3 separate regions of the Homo sapiens genome follow, and regions 1 and 2 are each linked to region 3. Evidence: chromatin contacts called from ENCODE Hi-C or POLR2A ChIA-PET data. All regions are on one chromosome and are shown on one strand. The core of a region is the stretch at or near the end of the contact, and the rest is flanking DNA. Distances in the headings are between cores, read along the strand shown.

The links. Hi-C counts contacts between places; a loop is a spot of excess contacts on that map. ChIA-PET counts read pairs that join two places held with the same protein, here RNA polymerase II (POLR2A). Pooled maps may share reads with other maps.
Region 1: a map of CD8-positive, alpha-beta T cell shows a loop between it and region 3 (11-fold over the local background). The contact joins the promoter of LMTK3 here to the promoter of MAMSTR in region 3. A Hi-C loop is called at or near these places in 5 of 168 maps with a recorded cell type or tissue (CD4-positive, alpha-beta T cell, CD8-positive, alpha-beta T cell, HL-60/S4 and 1 more), 2 of 37 single-sample maps with no recorded cell type and 13 of 50 pooled maps. POLR2A ChIA-PET finds 5 or more read pairs at or near these places in 6 of 52 experiments (A673, BJ, HEK293 and 3 more).
Region 2: a loop to region 3 is called in a pooled map, with 5 times the contacts of the local background. The contact joins the enhancer-like site here to the promoter of MAMSTR in region 3. A Hi-C loop is called at or near these places in 3 of 168 maps with a recorded cell type or tissue (CD4-positive, alpha-beta T cell, HL-60/S4 and naive thymus-derived CD4-positive, alpha-beta T cell), 7 of 37 single-sample maps with no recorded cell type and 10 of 50 pooled maps. POLR2A ChIA-PET finds 5 or more read pairs at or near these places in 6 of 52 experiments (CD4-positive, alpha-beta T cell, HEK293, K562 and 3 more).

What each region holds. Positions count from the first base shown.
Region 1 is chr19:48,509,736-48,513,233 of GRCh38, forward strand. It overlaps LMTK3 (lemur tyrosine kinase 3), which reads right to left and starts at 2,100. Exons shown (of 15, transcript NM_001388485.1): 1 at 1,766-2,100; 2 at 724-857; 3 at 288-438. The coding sequence starts at 1,841.
Region 2 is chr19:48,491,199-48,494,338 of GRCh38, forward strand. It overlaps LMTK3 (lemur tyrosine kinase 3), which reads right to left. Exons shown (of 15, transcript NM_001388485.1): 12 at 2,496-2,911; 13 at 206-341; 14 at 1-47. Among named protein-coding and RNA genes, the nearest start is that of LMTK3, 19 kb to the right of the region's middle. RefSeq lists silencers at 1-36, 1,756-1,965, 1,965-2,156, 1,986-2,465, 2,656-2,705 and 1 more and an enhancer at 2,718-3,140. Within about 2 kb of position 1,758, at least 26 of the 41 ENCODE cell types and tissues checked have a DNase peak (open chromatin) inside an H3K27ac peak, as active enhancers do; they include PC-9, where a contact is called at or near this core.
Region 3 is chr19:48,717,816-48,720,974 of GRCh38, forward strand. MAMSTR (MEF2 activating motif and SAP domain containing transcriptional regulator) reads right to left here and starts at 1,910. Exons shown (of 10, transcript NM_001130915.2): 1 at 1,864-1,910; 2 at 1,159-1,237. The coding sequence starts at 1,216. RASIP1 (Ras interacting protein 1) reads right to left here. Exons shown (of 12, transcript NM_017805.3): 12 at 2,770-3,159. The coding sequence ends at 2,983. RefSeq lists an enhancer at 2,551-3,159 and a cis regulatory region at 2,693-3,159.

The sequences.
Region 1 (3,498 bases), core at 850-3,349, 210 kb before region 3:
TTTCAGCCTCCCATTGGCTGCCTCTGAGACTGTGCTCTATGGTAATCTCACCACCGCTTGCCCCTTAAAAATCCCCAAATCTGGTTTTGGATTAAGCAATGGCTTCCACCAAGATGATCTTTGTCTGCCTCCCCATAGGCTGCTTCCAAGATTCCAGCGCTCCCACCTATGCCTTTCCCATTGGCTGCCGCTGGTCTCAACCGCCCCAGCCCCTGAAGGAACACACTCAACATCTTCTGGCCTTTCCCGGGACACCATGGGATGCTGGTCATGGCGTGGGGCAGTACCTGAGTGTGAAGGCTGCGGGGCAGGCATTGGCAGGGAGACCTCAGCCAGCGGGAGAATGTAGACATCAGGCAGCGACTGTGAGGAGGAGGTCTCCTCCGCAGGGGGAGTGTACTCCCCGGAGCAGTCCTCCCCTTCAGGGTTCTCAAATTCCTGGGGCCAGGAGAGGAGAAGAGGGGTGGGAGAACGCAGGGCTGAGAGACACGCCATCGTCTTTCTCTTAAGTTTGTCTCCCCTTCATTTTTGTAACTGTCTCCCAGTCCCAGCCCAATTTCCATCCCCCATTTCCCCATCCCAAGGCTCCAGATCTTGCCATAGCTTCAAGCTGGAAGGTGCTCTCGGATTTACTGCCCCCTTCTCCCCACCAACCACCTGTGTAGGGGGTAAAGGCCTTGCTGGAGTCTTCCTCCCCAAGTTGAATCCCCTCATGCACCTCACCTTGAAGCCGACATCGCCCCGTTTGCAGCACAGACAGGTGAGGAGGAGGAAGATGAAGGCCAGCAGGCCGGAGCAGGAAATGAGGACCACAGCGTAGGGAGGAGCCAGAGGAGCCCGGCCCAGGGCGAATCCATCTGTGGGCACAGGGCTGGGCTGGGGTCCCAGCTTCAAGTCCCTGGATACCGGAATCATGCCCCCTCCCGTCCCGGCACGTCTTGGACTACAACTCCCGTGATGCTCTGCGACCAGGGTCCCTTGGCAGAGGTGCAGAGTGGCCCAAGGCATTGTGGGAGTTGTAGTTTGGGGCCTTCCCAAGTGGTTGGATTGGGGGTGGGGTCTCTCTTCTCGTCCCAAACTGGGACCCCCGCCACCTCATCCCACCCCATCCCCTCACCCCAGGCTTGGATGAATTCCAATGAGGGTTGAAGGAAAGAGGAGTGATAGTGAAGTCTGGAGCTTGCAGAATTTAAAATACGCTCCCGTGGACAGCCTCATTACCCCTCGTTGGGGAGGAGGACTAGCTCTCAGCTGCAGGCTGGGAGAAGATTCTTGCCCCATGCTGGAACCCCCCAGTTTGTGGGGTTGAGATCTGTCTCTTTTAGGGACGCTTGGCGCACACCGATGTTCTCTATCCCCAGCCCAAGACCCAGAGAAGGGAACTCCGCAAGCCCTGGGTCTCTCCAGAAGCCAGAGACAGCCTCCCGTGTTGTGTCCCCCTTAGAAATAGTATTCCTGTCCTCTGCCCCCAATTCTCCCAGAGGCCCTGTCCTTCCCCTTCTTCCTGCACACACCAGCACAAACACATGCGTGCACGCATACACACATGTTGCCCAAACGGAGCCCCCTCCCCACCCAGCCCCCAGCCTCCCTCCCACAGGCCCTGCTGACAGAGGCACCGTCCCCGCCGCTCCGGGCCCTGCTGGGCTGCGGGAAGACGCGCACCAGGTGACGGGGCAGGACCCGCAGACAGACCCCTGGGCAGACAGCGAGGCCGCCGCGGGGGTGGGGGCCACCGGACAGACTGATGGCCCGACAGACTCACCGGGGTGGGCCGGGGACGCCAGGCAGCCGGAGGCGGAGACGGCCGCAAGGAGGATGAGGGCGCCGGGGGCAGGCATCTTGTCGAGGATGGCAGGGAGGTGGAGGTGGTGGCGGCTGGGGAGGAGGGGGGGGCGGGCCCTCAGCCCCCAGCCATGGGGACCCGCGCGACCCTGGCCTCCTCCCGGCCCAGGAGAGGGGCAGGAGACGCAGGACAGGGGGAGGGAGGGGCTGCTTGCTGGCTCAGGTACCCCCCTCCCCCTCTTTGAAGGGACAGACGGATGAAGGGATGGAGAGGCGGACAGAGGAGAGATGCTGGGGAGCCGGGGTTGCTGGGGTGGGGGGGAGAGGGTAGGATGGGGGGGGCGAGAAAGAGGGCCCCGCCCCCGAGGGCAGCCAGGATTGGGGGAGCAGAGAGCCTGTCACAGGAAGGGTGGGAGGAGGGAGGATGGAGCGTCGTCATGGCAACTGGCTCCCCCGTAGCATTGGCTGCCAGGAGGGAGGGGAGGAAATGGGAGGGGGAGGGACAGACAGGGACCGGCACACACTTGCAGCGGGGGTGGGGGGGCAGGGCCCACGGGTGCCTGGCCCGGACACCGCTGTGACATGCCACCAGCATGGACACATGTGCTACACGCTAAGATGCAGATGTCAGGCACGCGCAGCCCACACACAGCTGACACACGTCGCAGGGACCCTCATAGACAAGCGCATCACATACAAAGGTGGACAGCCATCAGCAGACGGGGACACGTACACGTCACACACAAAGACGCAGGGACCGCACTGGAAACGCACAGGCAGGCCAGCTTCCAGCACAGATGCACCCGGCCACGCAGGAACGTCAAAGCATCACAAAGACCCACACATGCCCCGGACAAAGTAAAGCCCCAGATCCACAGACGCACACGCCACAGACAAAGATCCCCACGGACACCACTGTGACATGCTGACACTCATAGTCACAGCCACGCAGACAGTCCCTAGACAAATGGGCAACAAAGAATACCCACAGACACAAGTATCACATACATGCACGTCACACAGACATGCACAGACAGCAATTGCACAGACACACGCAGACACACACATCACATGAACTAACATAGACACGGACACAGCAGCTACACAGAGACAGGCACATCACATACATGAGTACACAGAAACATAATACATGCATGTATACGGACACGTAACATGCATCACTCACACGGACACAAGCTTCACTCACATGGATACACACAGACACACTACATACACATGCATGCGGGCACACACAACTCATACATACAGGGCTACATAAATCACATGCAAAAATACACATAAATACACCACACACTGATACATACAGACACATATAACATGCACATATACACAGTCACACATACATAAGCACAGACATAGGCACACAGATCAAATACACAGACACACAGAGTTGCACACATCACATACCTAAACAGACATGGACACACACATCACAAATACACACACCTTTCACACAAGGTTACAAAGACACAGAACCCCACCACAGTCACACATCACATACATAAACACACACTGGCACACATAACACATACAAAGAGTCACACACCCACAACACAGACACAGACACGCGCACAGACACACGGGTCGCAAATACCCACGTTTCCCGTGCGGTTACGCAGACATTACACAACCACAGCACTTGCCTCATACAAAAGATACATGATCATAGTTTATTTAATGTATTTATTCTTA
Region 2 (3,140 bases), core at 508-3,007, 230 kb before region 3:
TGGAGGGGGGAGGAGGGGGAAATCCTCCGCCCACTCGAAACTGCCTCCTGCGGCAGAAGGAAAGACCGCGGTCAGGCTGCAGACACCTGCGGCACTCCCGCCCTCTGGTCCCGCCCCTCCCGACCAAGCCCCTCCCACCCCATAGACCCCGCCCCGTCCGCCCCATGGCTCCCGCCCCCTCCCGCCCCATAGGGCCCGTCCTCACCAAAGCCGCTGTCGTTGCTGGGAAACCCATCTCCGGGGGTGGCGGGGTGGGGAGGTGTCGGGGGCGCTGGAGGCGTTGACGGGTCCGTGTCCCCCTCGGGGGGGGCCTGGACGCTCAGCTCGTTGGTTGGCGTCTCCTGTGAAGGCAGATTAGGGGGAAGCCAGAGGGGACAAACCTTCACGTCCCATTTACCGCATCCCCCAAAAGCAACAAAACCGGCTAATATTTCTGGGGCTCTAGGAATCCCAATTTGTAATCACTGACTCGCACGCTCTGGAGAGGTGGCTGGAGCCCCTAATCTGGCTTCGAAGCCTTGGGCCAGCCTTAACCTCAACCTGGCCAGAGGCTCCTTTCCTGACAGCGGAGCCCCGCGCACAGCTAAGTAGCCCAACGCAGGGATTCTCTCCTGGCTCATTAACGTGAGGCCTCCACCGGATCCCCTAACCCAAAGCGATCTCCATAAGCCCCACCCCGTCCACGTCAGTCCCACCCACCTCTGAGATCTTGACCTGCTCCAGTGGCCCTCCCAACCCCTGCCCCATCCTGAGCGCATGCCGTGCTGGATGCTGTGACCCTGCCCCTGAGCCCTCCCTCAGAAGTAGACCTGCTCCCGCCCTCCAAGTCCCACCCCTCTGAAAACATTTCAGTGGCCCAGGCCCCAGTTCTTGGCCTTGTTTCCATTCCTTTCATAATCTCAGCCCAGTATGCCCGCCCCAGGTTCATCTAGACAAGGTCCCAGTTCCTCAGCACCACTCGCCCTCCCTTTTTCTCTTCAACACCATATCCTGTGTTTTTCTTTTTGTTTTAGACAGAGTCTCACTGTCGCCCAGGCTGGAGAGCAGTGTTGTGATCATGGCTCAATGCAGCCTCAACCTCCTGGGCTCAAGCGATCCTCCCACCTGAGCCTCCTAAGTAGCTGGGACTACAGATGCGCACCACCACACCAAGATAATTTTTTTCTTTTTAAGAGACGAGGTCTCGCCATTTTGGCTAGGCTGGTCTCGAACTCTTGACCTCAAGTGATCCTCCCGCCTCGGCCTCCCAAAGTGCTGGGATTACAGGCGTGAGCCACCCGGGACAGGCCTAACTCTTAACACATTCCTCAACCCATCTCTCTAAAGACCCGTCCCAGTCGTTAGGTTCGCTCATCCCTGACCTCACCCCAGAATACGTTAAGACTGCCTGCTCCATCTCTGAAGCCCACCTGCAGCCTAGCCATGGCCCTTCCCTAGTGGGTAAGATCTGCTCCAACCCGAACCAGCCTACAGACACTAGAACTCTAGTCAACAAACCATGCCCAAACTCTCACTAGGCCCCTTCACCATCCAGGCCTCTTCTCAACACTTCCTCCCTAGCCTCTCCAGGATCCCATACTTGACTACCCAGTACCCCCTCTTTCCTTCCAGACCCACACTCTCTCTCCAGACCTCTCCTCGCCCTCTAGACCACGCCCCCGTCACAAGCCCTGCCCTCACCCTAGGTCCCGCCCCAGCTCTAGGCTCGGCCCATACTCCTGGCCCTGCCCCATTGCCAGGCCCTGCCCTCACACTCAAAGCCTCCTCCCATCTTCCTAGTCCCGCCCCATTTCCCTGACCAGTCTCTCCCCAGACCCCGCCTTCACCCCTCAGGCCCTTCCCGCGCCCTGCTCCATCCGCCCCGCCCTAGGCTCCGCCCCCATTCCAGCCTTGGATTTTCTCCAGGCCTCCTCTTGCCGCGCCACAGACTTGGCCTCCCTCAGGCCCGGATCCAGACTCTGTCCCGATCCTAGGCGCGGTCTCCTTCCAGGCCCCGCCCCCGCTCTAGGCTCAGCCTGCCTTCAAACCCTGCTGTAGACCCCGCCCCACCCTAAGCTCAGCCTTCGTCTAGGCCCCGCCCCAGGCCCTGCACCTCTAGGCTCGACCTCCCTCCAGGCCCCGCCCTGGGCTCCGCCCCCCAGCCCGCCCTCTCCCTGGGCCCCGCCCCACTCTAGCTCGGCCCCGCCCCAGGCCCCGCCCCACTCTAGATTGGGGCTCCCCTTAGGTCCCACCCCAATTCAGCTTGCCCTCCCTCCAGGCCCCGCATCACTCCAGCTCGGCCTCCCTTCAGGCCACGCCCCACTCTAACTCGGCCTCCCTCCAGGCCCCGCCCCACCCTAGCTCGGCCTCCCTTCAGGCCCCGCCCCACTCCAGCTCCGCCTCCCTCCAGGCCCCGCCCAACTCTAAGCTCGGCCTCCCGCCAGGCCCTTCCCGGCTCTAGGCTCCTGCTCCCTCCAGGCCGCGACCCCGAAACCGCGCCCTCTCGGGTTCCGCACCTGGTCGAAGAGGTAGACGGTCACGTCCCCGTGGAAGGAGACCATCTTGCGCTTCCTCTCCAGCTCGCTGTCCTCTGGCTCGTCGGCCCCGCGCGGAGACTTGAGCAGCCCCCGCAGCGGGCGGGCCGCGTCCGCGTCGGCGCTGCTCACCACGACGGGCACCGGGGCTGCTCGCGCCCTCCCGGGGCCCCGCGGCCCCGCCGCCGCGCCCGGCGCCGCCGCCTCCTCGTCCTCCTCCTCGTCCTCGTCCTCGTCCTCCCCGTCCTCCTCCGCCGGCCCCGGCGCTCCCGCCCCGCCGGCCTCCCCGCCAGCCGCCCCGGCGTCCGCGCCCTCCCACGGGGGCCGCCGCGGGCCCGGCCCCGGGAATGGCGTGAGCGTGAGCGGCGGCAGCGCCAGCGAGAGCCGGGAGAGCCTGGCTGCGAGGGGAGAGACCTGGTGAGCCCCTGTCCCGGTGAAACTGAGGCAGGCCCTCCCACCTAGCTGTGTGGCCTCAGATAAGACCCCCGCACAATCTGGGCCTCAGCACCCACTTTGTGAACGGAAGGGCTGCACCAGGGCTTCTCCAGGCAGGGTGGGAAAGGTCCTCTCCAGTGCTCAACCTCCCCAGAGCTCCCCAGTGCCAACGGCTTTAAGCCGCAACTTCCC
Region 3 (3,159 bases), core at 660-3,159:
TGCCTCAGCCTCCCCAGTAGCTGGGACTAGAGGTGCACGCCGCCACACCCGGCTAATTTTCTGTATTTTAGTAGAGATGGGGTTTCACCGTGTTGCCCAGGCTGGTCTCGAACTCCTGAGCTCAGGCAATCCGCCCGCCTTGGCCTCCCAAAGTGCTAGGACTACAGGCATCAGCCACCTTGCCCGGCGTCATTTTTTTGTATTTTTAGTAGAGACATGGTTTCGCCATGTTGGCCAGGCTGGTCTTGAACTCCTGACCTCAGGTGATCCACCTGCCTTGGCCTCCCAAAGTGCTGGGATTACAGGTAAGAGCCACCGCGCCCCACCTGGATGAATGTTCACTTTCTTATGTGCACAGTCAGGGTTTGTCCCCCAATTTGGGAGCAAGGATCTCTCTGCACATTTCTGCTTTTCTCTGGACATATGCGCCTTTTTGTATACTCCTTGCTCTTTGATTGCTGGTGTCTTTGTACCCATCCAACCACATAGGCACGCTCACGTGCACACTCAAGTACCCTTTGCCTTCTCAGGAACTGATCTGTAGTTCGAAACACTTGCACACTTCTTTTTTTTTTTTTTTTTTTTTTTTGAGATGGAGTTTCGCTCTTGTTGCCCAGGCTGGAGTGCAATGGCGTGATCTCGGCTCACCGCAACCTCCTCCTCCCGGGTTCAAGCGATTCTCCCGCCTCAACCTCCCAAGTAGCTGGGATTACAGGCATGCGCCACCACACCCGGCTATACTTGCAGACTTTTTGCCTGCCCTGGGACCTAAAACAAGACCTTTGACACTTTCACAGCTTGACAGCTCATTGTCCCCTCACCCAAACTCCCACACTGGTCCTCTGAGGTCCCTCCTCTGCTCTTCTGCCCCTGCGTGTGCGCCAGTATAAGCCTTTGTTTCTCTTCAGTGCTTGAGCCCTCTGCACGCCTACCCCTGGCCTCCAATCCCCATTGCTCCCCCCGTGAGCATGCTACTAGCCATTTGCACACTCGTTGATCCACCACAGCCGGACCCCTGTGCTTGGGCCTCCTTTATGCAACATGACCTTTTGCACAAAAAACACAGGCCTCATGGGACCTACCACCCCTCCCTTCCCACCCCAGAGTACAGCATTCTCAGGATCCCATCCCCCACGCATAAAGAGAGCCCTCTCTCACCAGATCGGAACTTGGAGCGAATGATTTGGGAACGCTGGGAGGAAGCCGCCAGGGTCATTGCCAAGGCCGGGATGGGGACCTGGACGGAGAGGGGGCAGGGCAGGGGCCCCATAGAGGGCTGGCTCAGAGTGGAGGTCAGGAGGCCGCCCCTGAGAGTGAATTCAGCAGGGAAAGGGCCCGAAGGAGGTGGGAATAGGAGCAGCCTTGGGCCATAACTTCCGGATCCCAGGGGCTGTAGAGGAGGGGGCTGCACACCCGGACACCTTGCTCCGAGGAAGGAGGAAGCTGGGGACCCAGACACCTGGTCTGAAAGACAGGGCTGAGGGTCTCAACCCTGGGATCCTGGGAGGGGAGGGACCTGGAATCTGGGACTCCTGGGTCCTGAGGAGGAAGGGTTGCGGGTTGGGACCCCTGTGTCTAGGAAAGGGAGGAAGCAGAGGGGCCTGGAGTCTGGAATCTTGAAGGAGAAGGAGGTTAAGGGCTGGAACTCAATACTCTTAGGAGATGAGAATCCAAGATCCTGGGTGGAGAGGGGAACGGGGCCCTGACAGGTTTCTGAGGAATAGAAGGGCCCCTGTGACCTGCATCTGAGAAGGAGTGAGTAGGGTGTCAGCCACCAGGTTCTCTGGGGAAGGGACTGGGACCAGAGAGGGGATAGAACCGTTGAGGAGTGCGCCCCCCCCGTCCACCCCAGGGGCTTCTCACCAGGTGGGCTCGGCGAAGCTGTGCTCTGGGGCGGGTTGAGTCTAGAGGCCGAGGCTGGACACCACAGGCTCCGCCCCACCAGCCTGGGACCGCCTCCAACCCACCTTCCTGGGGTGTGACGGGAGCCCCGCCGGGGACCCTGAGAAGGGGTGGGAGCACCCGCTGGGAGGGCCTGTGCGGGCCTTGGGGGATGCTGGGGGGTGAGAGCGGGGACGTCAGGGTTCCCCGGCTCGCTCCTCCTGCACGTCCTGGGGTTGTGGGGTCGGGGGGAACGGTGGCAGGCGGACTGACAGAAGCAGGTGCCCGGAGAGGGGCGCCGGGTGAGCAGCAGCGGCAGGTGGTCGTGTCCTGGCCCTACCGGCAGGTGCCACCTGTCGCCTACTTTTTCCCTGACGCAGCAACTGGAGTCAAGTTCAGGGGAGTGAAAAGTTCAAACGGGGGGCCCAGATTCCTGGATCCAAGAAAGGAGAGGGATGGGGACCTGGAGTCCTGGGTTTAAAGAAAAAGAGGCAGGGGCCTCTGGGGTGTTGGGAACAGGGACAGAGGTGTTCGGATTCGGCGGTGTGCCCGGCAGGCAGAAAGGTCCAGAGGGGGCTGGGGACTTAGATTCCTGGGTCTGAGGGAGGAGGGGGCTGGAGTATGGATTTGGGGGGGTGTCGAAGGGAGAATCGCTGGTTCCCACTGGCAGGACTGAGGGCCTTATAATCGGCAGAGCAAGCTTAGGGCCGTGTTCTGAGGGGTGTGGGAGGCTCCTCTGCTCTTGGGTTGGATTACATGCAAAAGGGCGAGCCAAGGCCGTGGCTATAAATACCTCCTCAGACTCGGCAGGGGCCCAGACAAGGGCCCTGCAACCTTGTTCTGCAGAAAATCATCATTAGCGCCCCTGAGTCTTAACAATCGAGGCGCTGCCGATACCACGGATACCTTTATTGCTCCCTGGCATTCACATCCTAAGCCCATGCTCCCACCGTCCCATCCGCTACTTCCCGAAAACTCAATCTCCCAACATTCCACGCGGGATAAGAACTACAACTCCCAGAAAGCTTTGCGCTCAGGCGGGCTCCTGTCCGTAGAAGCCCGTGACATTTCAAGGTTCGCGCGCTCGTTTGGTATTGGTTCTCAAGGAGACGTGGCCACGGGAGGCCCATGGCGATAATTGGCTGGCAGCTCCTGCTGCTCAAGATCCCAGAGGAGGCGGCGGAGCCTACGGAGTTCACGGTGCAAGGCATCGTCCGTCACTGGACCAGTGAGGCGCAGGCGCGAGCTCCCCAGGGGGAGGATGAGGGGCGGGTGCGA